Regions from separate parts of the Homo sapiens genome. Here region 2 is linked to region 1. Evidence: read pairs that join two places in POLR2A ChIA-PET (ENCODE). Cell type or tissue: PC-9. All regions are shown on one strand. Region 1 overlaps ASB14 (ankyrin repeat and SOCS box containing 14). Region 2 overlaps DNAH12 (dynein axonemal heavy chain 12).

Evidence for each region. Peaks named below come from ENCODE experiments on the same cell type or tissue, not always from the same donor. Only the 100,000 strongest peaks of a DNase experiment are listed, where the experiment ranks them.
Region 2: POLR2A ChIA-PET joins it to region 1 with 8 read pairs; 3 of 35 experiments call an interaction of 5 or more read pairs at or near these places.

The regions. Positions count from the first base shown.
Region 1 is chr3:57,280,176-57,284,175 of GRCh38, reverse strand. ASB14 (ankyrin repeat and SOCS box containing 14) reads left to right here. Exons shown (of 11, transcript NM_001142733.3): 6 at 737-982; 7 at 3,703-3,874. Among named protein-coding and RNA genes, the nearest start is that of ASB14, 11 kb to the left of the region's middle. In PC-9, no CTCF peak of the experiment used is centred here; a DNase peak (open chromatin) is centred at 2,265.
Region 2 is chr3:57,380,941-57,384,940 of GRCh38, reverse strand. It overlaps DNAH12 (dynein axonemal heavy chain 12), which reads left to right. Exons shown (of 74, transcript NM_001366028.2): 49 at 1-112; 50 at 2,548-2,679. Among named protein-coding and RNA genes, the nearest start is that of ASB14, 90 kb to the right of the region's middle. In PC-9, no CTCF peak of the experiment used is centred here; no DNase peak of the experiment used is centred here.

The sequences.
Region 1 (4,000 bases):
CAGCCTGGATGACAGAATGAGAGCCTAAATATATATATATTTACATACATACACACACACACACACACACACACACACACATACACAGTGTTCCCAAGCCTTTTATTATTATTTTTTTAACTACAAAATCATTTTCTTTACATTTCCTTACAGAAACTTAAGGGGCTTTCTATACAACATACTTTGGTGTGTTGCCAAAGTGTGGTAATGCAGAAATGATAGGCCAAAACTATCATTTTCTATGGCCTCAACCACTCCCACCAGATATGCATATTTAAATTGTGTTTTAGTCATTCATTTTCTGGGGGTAGATTCTGTTTTTGTTTTTGTTTTTTTTTTAATTTTTGGCATGTTTCAGAGTCTGGGCTGTCTTTTGTTTGTTTTTTTTCTTATTTTAAAGCAGCTACAAACATTTCCAGGACTATACTGAATAATTAAGTTCCCATTTTCTTGAAGAATAAAGATAAGTGAAAAGTTTACATTTGTGTTTCAACCACATAAGCAATGAATAATTACTCATGGCTTACAGAAAAACATAGTCCATTGATGTAAAACATTCTCAGTAAGTATTATTTGACACATGCCTTACTTTACAATCTGTTTCCTAAACACAGAATGTTCGGGTCTGGGAGTGGGTGGGAAGAACTCCTTAAGAAAGCCTGAGGGATACTTGCAGATATGCTACTTTGGGCTTAACTTCCCGTTGAACATGCCCACCACACTTCTCATTTCCCAGCTGTGCTGCGTGACTGCTATGACATGGCTGCCTTGCTGATCAACTATGGAGCAGATGTCAATCTGCGTTGTGCCAACGAGAGGACAGCTCTCCACGAAGCAGCCAAACTGGGCAGAGAGGACATGGTGAAGCTTATGCTGGTTTCTGGGGCACACCCTGACCCACAGAGCACGTATGGATTCACTCCTCTTGCTCTTGCTGCCCAAAGTGGACACACTGAAATCATGGAAATGTTACTGCGGAAAGGCAAGATCTTCTGTTTGGTCAGCACACTAACAAAGGGTAACATGATCCAGGGGTTCTCCTCTTAATGGAGAGCTTCAAAATAATAAAAGTTAACATTTAAGCCTAATATAAATGTTTGATAAAAATTATGGGTTAATAGTGATTACTGAGAAGCCTAACATAAAGACTGAATTTTTTATTAGGTCTGACATAATTTCCCTAAAGTTACTAGGATGCAGGTTACGTTTACTTAACATTCCCTCACTGTGCTAAGATGATGATGGTTTTTTAACCTTTTTGTGGTGTTGTCCTTTTCTAGAATCATAAAATCAAACACCCTGCAACATACTCTGCACATTACCTCTGCCTAAGTCCAAATCATGAGGCAGTTTAATCTGTTACCAAATGGCTTTAGATGTTAGGAAATTATTCCTGATTTCTTCTCTTTGGGTCCCAGTTTTTCACTCTAGTAATAACCAAAACTCCAAGGGAAGGGGAAAGCAACTTAAACTTATTGGGTACTATCTAAGCAAAAGCATTAAACTACCCATGTTGCCTCATAACCCTTTAAAAACTCTGTGAGGTAGGTATTATCCTAATTTTATACTTGAGGAAAGTGAGGGTCAGCCATGGTACCAGCTGCAGGACTTCCCTTCAAACATGCCCCCTCCCCTATCCCCAGCTCTGTAGCTGTGGGCATTTTGAATCCTGGCTTAACTAGCAGGGACCCTTGGCTCAGAGAACTTTGGCCTTTACTGTCTTCGAGGAGAGCTCATTGATGACACTGTTAGATGAAGCAAGGTAGGATCAATCTAAAGCTTTTTTTCAAAAAAGCAAATTTTTACCAAGATTTTTAAAAGTCTCAATAATAGAATTATCTTTATTCTCCTCCCTGTCTAGAAGTATTATTTTGTTCTTTAACAATACACAGTCCTGGTCTCCAGTATTCTAGATGGCAGAGACTCATATTTAAAAACAACCTTGTGCTTTTTAGACATTATCTAAATCTTTCCTGTCATATAGGGGAGGCTAGTTGCTAATCAATGGCCATAAGACATTTTAAGTAAGATGTTTTAAATGATCAATATAAGAAATGTCTAAAGTCATTAGCTGGAATAACAAAAATAAACATTGGAATCTTTCATCTACGAGGAAAGAGTAACCTTTTGTATAGATCATTGATTAAAATACAGAGAAAGAAGCAACAGATGTTAAATCCTTTACCCTGCAAAGAAACCAGTATCAGTTGACCTCAGTGAGTAAGCATTTCCTTTAAGTGACTCCTTACAAAGTAATTTGCACCAAGTGACACAGATGGTACATCACAGAGCCAGTATTTCAAGGTTCATCTGATTCCAAATCACATTATCACCCTGCATTGCTAGAGTGGCAACATGGCATCATAGATATAAGCCCTGGGTCTAGAATAACTGTATATGAATCCTGACTACCTTGCTTACTAGGTGTGCATCTTTGGGGAAGTCACTGAAACTCAATGAGTTTCTTCATCTTTAAAATGAGTATGTTAAGCACCTACTGCTGGGGGTTGTTACAAAGTTTAAAAATTATTATACACATAATGGAACCAGCACATAGTGGGCACTCAATAAGCAGAGGCTTATTGGACTTCTAAGGCATTCTTGGAATGGGGTTCTTGGGCAGCCACTGGACCCTGATGACTCTTATGGAGTCTGTGTTAAATTAAAGTCACTACATCTTTTTTATATGAGCTTCAGAATGCTCTCCGTAACTTTTGTCCATTCAAATGCTACTCTTTCTTCAGAGCCCATTTTACTGGGAACACTTCCACAACTGACCCAAACTCTTTTCTCCTTCCTTCACCTCCCAGCTCCCCTTACAACCCCAGCCCCCCTTACAACCCCAGCCCTAGATCTTCTAGAAGACCTTTTGCCTGTCCCTGTACTCTTATTATTCACATCACTCACATAACACTTAACATACAGGGTGTAAGTTAAGCATTCTTAATCTGAAAATCTGAAATCCAGAATCTTCCAAAATCTGAAACTTTTTGAACATCAACATGATGCTCAAAAGAAATTCCTACTGGAGCATTTCAGATTTCGGATTTCTGGATTTGGGACTTGTAAGTATAATGCAACTTGTAAGTGTAGTGCAAATATTTTTTTTAAAAACCCTGAAATATGAAACACTTCTGGTCCCAAGCATTTTGGATAAGGGATACTCTGTACTAATAACTACAACAACTTACCTCTTTGGCTATTGGCAGTTCCTAACCTCAATTAAAAACAGTTACAGTGTCTCCTACTATGGTCCCCTACGAACAAGCTAAAACAGAACAAATGCCCTTTTCCACCAAAACAGTATCATTAGATGGCATGGTATTATAGTTTGATAGATTTGTTAGTACCATCCTATATGTGTGTTATGAGTTAAGTGGGCTTTTATAGGCTGGTCTAGAAATAAAAGCAACTTTTATAACAGTATTTCTACTGGAATTTTCAAGTTCCAAACAAATGGACATCAAATTACTTCAAAAACTAACCTACTTATAATTTAGAAACTGCCATTTTTTTCTTCCCCAACTAGTTTATAAGTTACTTGAGAGCAGGAGGTATATATTCTGTTACTTTGATTCTTGGTGCTTTGCTAGAGTGCGTGCTCACTAATTGCTTTTTGGTGATGGGGATATATTTTTAAGATTGCTCAAGAAATACAGTGGAAAATAATTTTTGCATTAACAAGAGTCTTTCTCCTCTTAGGAGCTAATGCTCATGGTCAGGCCTCTGATTCTTCTTCCATCTTACTTGAAGCCGCAAGTGGAGGAAATCCAGATGCTGTGGCTCTCTTGCTGGAGTATGGAGCTGATGCCAACATCCCTAAGAATTCAGGCCACCTGCCCATCCATGTGGCAGCTGACAGGGGCCACTTACTGTTAAGTTCAATTACATTATTATAAATAATAAAAACAGTAATAGCTACCTTTTATTTTGTGCTGCTTCTAGGAACTTTATAATCTTTAATCACTGATCCCACAATCTAAACATACTTTTTTTTTTT
Region 2 (4,000 bases), 100 kb before region 1:
AGCCAGTGGGAAAGCTGAAGAAGCCCAAGCTCTGAAAAATGAGTGTGAAAGTGACCTAGCTGAGGCGATTCCAGCCTTGGAAGCAGCTCTGTCTGCACTGGATACACTTAAGGCAAGTGTTTGAATTAGCTACTTTGTGTTTCATCAACCAAGGGAAGCTGAATATGGGTATTTGGCTTATTAGAAATGGCTGTATTTCAGTGGGTGATATTATATTGTTTTTGTCCAGTCAAATGAAACTTGGCTCTTAACAGTTTACCTTTGATATATTGTTGTTTTTATTTTATTTTATTTTTTGAGACAGAGTCTCACTTTGTTGACCAAGCTGGAGTGCAGTAGTGCAATCATGGCCCACTGCAGCCTCCATCTCCTGGGCTCAAATGATTCTCCTACCTTAGCCTCCTCAGTAACTAGGATCACAGACACACACCACTAGGCCTGGCTAATCTTTTTAAACATTTTTTTTTATAGAGACAGGGTCACCCTATGTTGCCCAGGTTGGTCTCAAATTCCTGGGCTCAAGCGATCCTCCCACCTTGGCCTCCCAAAGTGCTGGGATTACAGGCATGAGCTTCCATGCCTGGCCTATTTTTGCTTTTTATATATTATTTATAATTTTCATTGAGGATATTCTAGTGGGAATGAGACGAATAGACTCCAAGAGGCCAAAGTGGTTCTGTACATGGACCAGCAGGCATATGTTAAGTACAGTGTGCAGCCTCCTGGACCTGCATACACAGAAAAACTTAAAGGCCATTTCCAGTACAGCTGTGACTGGCACCTATCTGTACCACATTATGTTGTACGTAACTTTTTACAGGTCTTTAGGCAAGACCAGAACAACTGCACCAAGCACAGCAGGAGAGATAACATCTGTTGACTAGGGAGTCAACAGTGTATTCAGGTCCCATTCTTTGCCTTTTTTCCTAATCAATACTGTTTCATGTAACAGGCCTGACAAGACTGTAAACTCAACCTGTGGGTAATTCAGCATCTCACAGGATCGAACTCTGATTTTTCAGTAACATCAGCCCTGTAGTTATAAGACAAGATTGTTTTAGGGCATTTATAGAAATTTCCTAGTGCTGTGAATCAGGAATTTAAAACTCTGAGCTTACTATATTCTTTCTTCATGCTCTCAGTACTTTTTTTCTTTTCTTTTCTCCTTTTTTTTTTTTTTTAAGACAGGGTCTCACTCTGTCACCCAGGTTGGAGTGCAACGATGTGATCATAGCTCACCACAACCTGAAACTTTTGGGCTAAAGTAATCCCCCCCGCCCCCCACCCCAACTCAGCTTCCTGAGTAGCTGGGACTACAGTCACATGACACCATGCCTGGCTAATTTCTGGCACATTTAAGAGTCACTTATTACCCTGTGATCTTTCTGCATTCTCTCCTTAGAGATTTATTACAGCAGCTACTTAGTTTGACAAAGCCTTTAAGAGGCACTCCATTCTAGGTGACCATGAGCATTAATTTAAGTAACTTCTCCCTATGTTCCATGAATCTGCAGCACTCCATCCCCTGATATAGGATTCTTGATGGCTTCAAACTCTCACCAATTTAGGTCATTAATATTAGGTTCCCCTTTCATTGAGAGTCTGTTGCTTATACCCTTCCTGATATCAAATGCTGTATTACCTGAGTTAGAGTTCAGTTTCAGAGAAGAGAGTTGATTTTAGTATAAGTAGACAAAGATTCTTCAGGGAATTTTATAAATGGATTACAGAATTGTTGGAAGAGGTAAAAGAATCAGATCCCAGGCTGAGCTTCCAGGAATGACTCACAAAGCCACGCTGCAGAAATGGTCTACTAGAGCAGCTGTCTCTCTGAGTAGGAAGCCTCCAGAGCTTCCTACACTGCCACGTAACCTCCACTGTAATCTATATTGTCACAATGGATGTCTTGCACCCTGCCACTCTCCCCATTTGTCTGAATTCTAGTATCACTCAAGTGATCTGGAATCTAATTCTCACCCAGAACTTTAATTGCATGAAAAACTAAGATATATAGTTGTTAGCTTTCCAGCATTTGCATCTTGCAAGGAATGTCAGAAATATATTGGAGTGGGTAAGTGAATCTATACTATCTATTATAACAATATATACCTTTTTAGAAAATAGGTTTGGAATTGGGACGTACCTCTTCTTTCATCTTCTTCAATAGAACTAATATATATAAGCAAATATAGAGTTAAGTCTTTGTCTAAATTAGGATTCTTAACTTAGGTTCCACGTATGGGTGTGGTATGTGATTGTATATGTGAAAAATTATATTTTCTGGTGGATTTATAGCTGCCATTATATTCTCATAGGCATCTATGACTGACCCCTCCCAACATTTGAGAACCATTAGTCTTAATCTGTGCTGAATTCTCTTTTGTTAATTCTTTCATAACCTGAAGTAAAAAAAGAAAAAAAAAAAACTTTGATTTCAAATAAAAAGGGATGCTTTTATTATTCCCCAACATTACTTTAAAATTTTTCATTATTTAAAAGTAAACTATTCTGAATATGTCCTGTTTGTTTTTTGTTTTTTTCTTTTAGCCAGCCGACATTACGATTGTGAAATCAATGAAGAATCCTCCATCTGGTGTTAAACTAGTTATGGCTGCTGTTTGTGTCATGAAAGATATAAAACCAGAAAAAATTTCAGATCCTTCAGGGACTGGAGGCAAGGTAATAACTTGACACAGATTTGAATCATATTCATGAATGTATAGAACTTGTCAGCAGCAACTATTATCAAATATCAACAGTACCCAAATTAGGGAAGAAACATTGTTTTCCAGATATTGTCTGTATATATTCTAGGGTAAAGCTAAGACAATGTAGTGTCAAAAAACGTGGTTCCAGACCAGTCTGGCTAACCTGGTGAAACCCCGTCTCAACTAAAAATATATAAATTAGCCAGGTGCGGTGGTGGGCACCTGTCATCCCAGCTACTCAGGAGGCTGAGACAGGAGAATTGCTTGAACCCAGGAGGCAGAGGTTACAGTGAGCCAAGATTGTGCCACTGCACTCCAGCCTGGGTGACAAAGTGAGACTTCAGCTAAAAAAAAAAATATATATATATGGTTCTAGTTGCTTCCATCTCCTTTTCTGTCTATGCAGAATTCTCCACTACCATGGGCTTGGAACTAAATGAACACTGAGGTGCCTGTACTTTTCCAGCTAAGATCCTTTCTGGGTATTCCAAAACATCTGAGTTAAGCAGTATAGCAAAGTTGTTAAAAGCATGTGCCCTGGAGCTAGAATGTCTGTATTCAGAAATCCGGACCCCACTAGCAGTGTGACCTTGGTTAAGGTATTTAACATGTGTGGAATTCCATTAAAAAAAGATGGTACTCATAGTATCTACCTCAAAAAGCTAATAAGAGAATTAGATTAGTTAATACATATAAAGTTCTTAGGTGTAAAGCCTCACAAACAATAAGTACACAATAAATGTTAGCTGTTATTATTATAATTATTATTCCAGGATACATCCCTTAAAAAGGAAGGCATAGTATCCATTCTAAACTGAATTTACAGACTAATTTTATTTTCAGGTTTTTCTAATACCTGGGTTTAAATTCCTGAATTAAAGAATTAGATTTTTTTTTTTGGCCATTCTGTCCTTCATTGAGATAATAAAGAAAATATATAGGCTCTTACCTTATTAAGTTATTCTCATTTACACACACACACACACACACACACACCTCCCTATCAGGCTTCCGGAAGTAGAAAAAAAGAACTTTCAGCTGGTTATTTCAGCTCTTTTGCCAATATATGTAGCATGTGCTTTTACCCTATGGTTGGCAGAGCAATGTGTACTCTTTGGCCTTCTGCTTTCTCCTTTAATTTCGCTTGGAGAGCCTAGGTAAGTGCGGAATTTGTCTTTAAGAAAAAGTTTGCTACTTTTCTTATTTGAAAGAGTCAAAGAATAAAGGAAAATAAATTTAGAAGTAATAAAAATTTATTTTCTTATATGAAATTGTGATGGCGTTTATGCAAG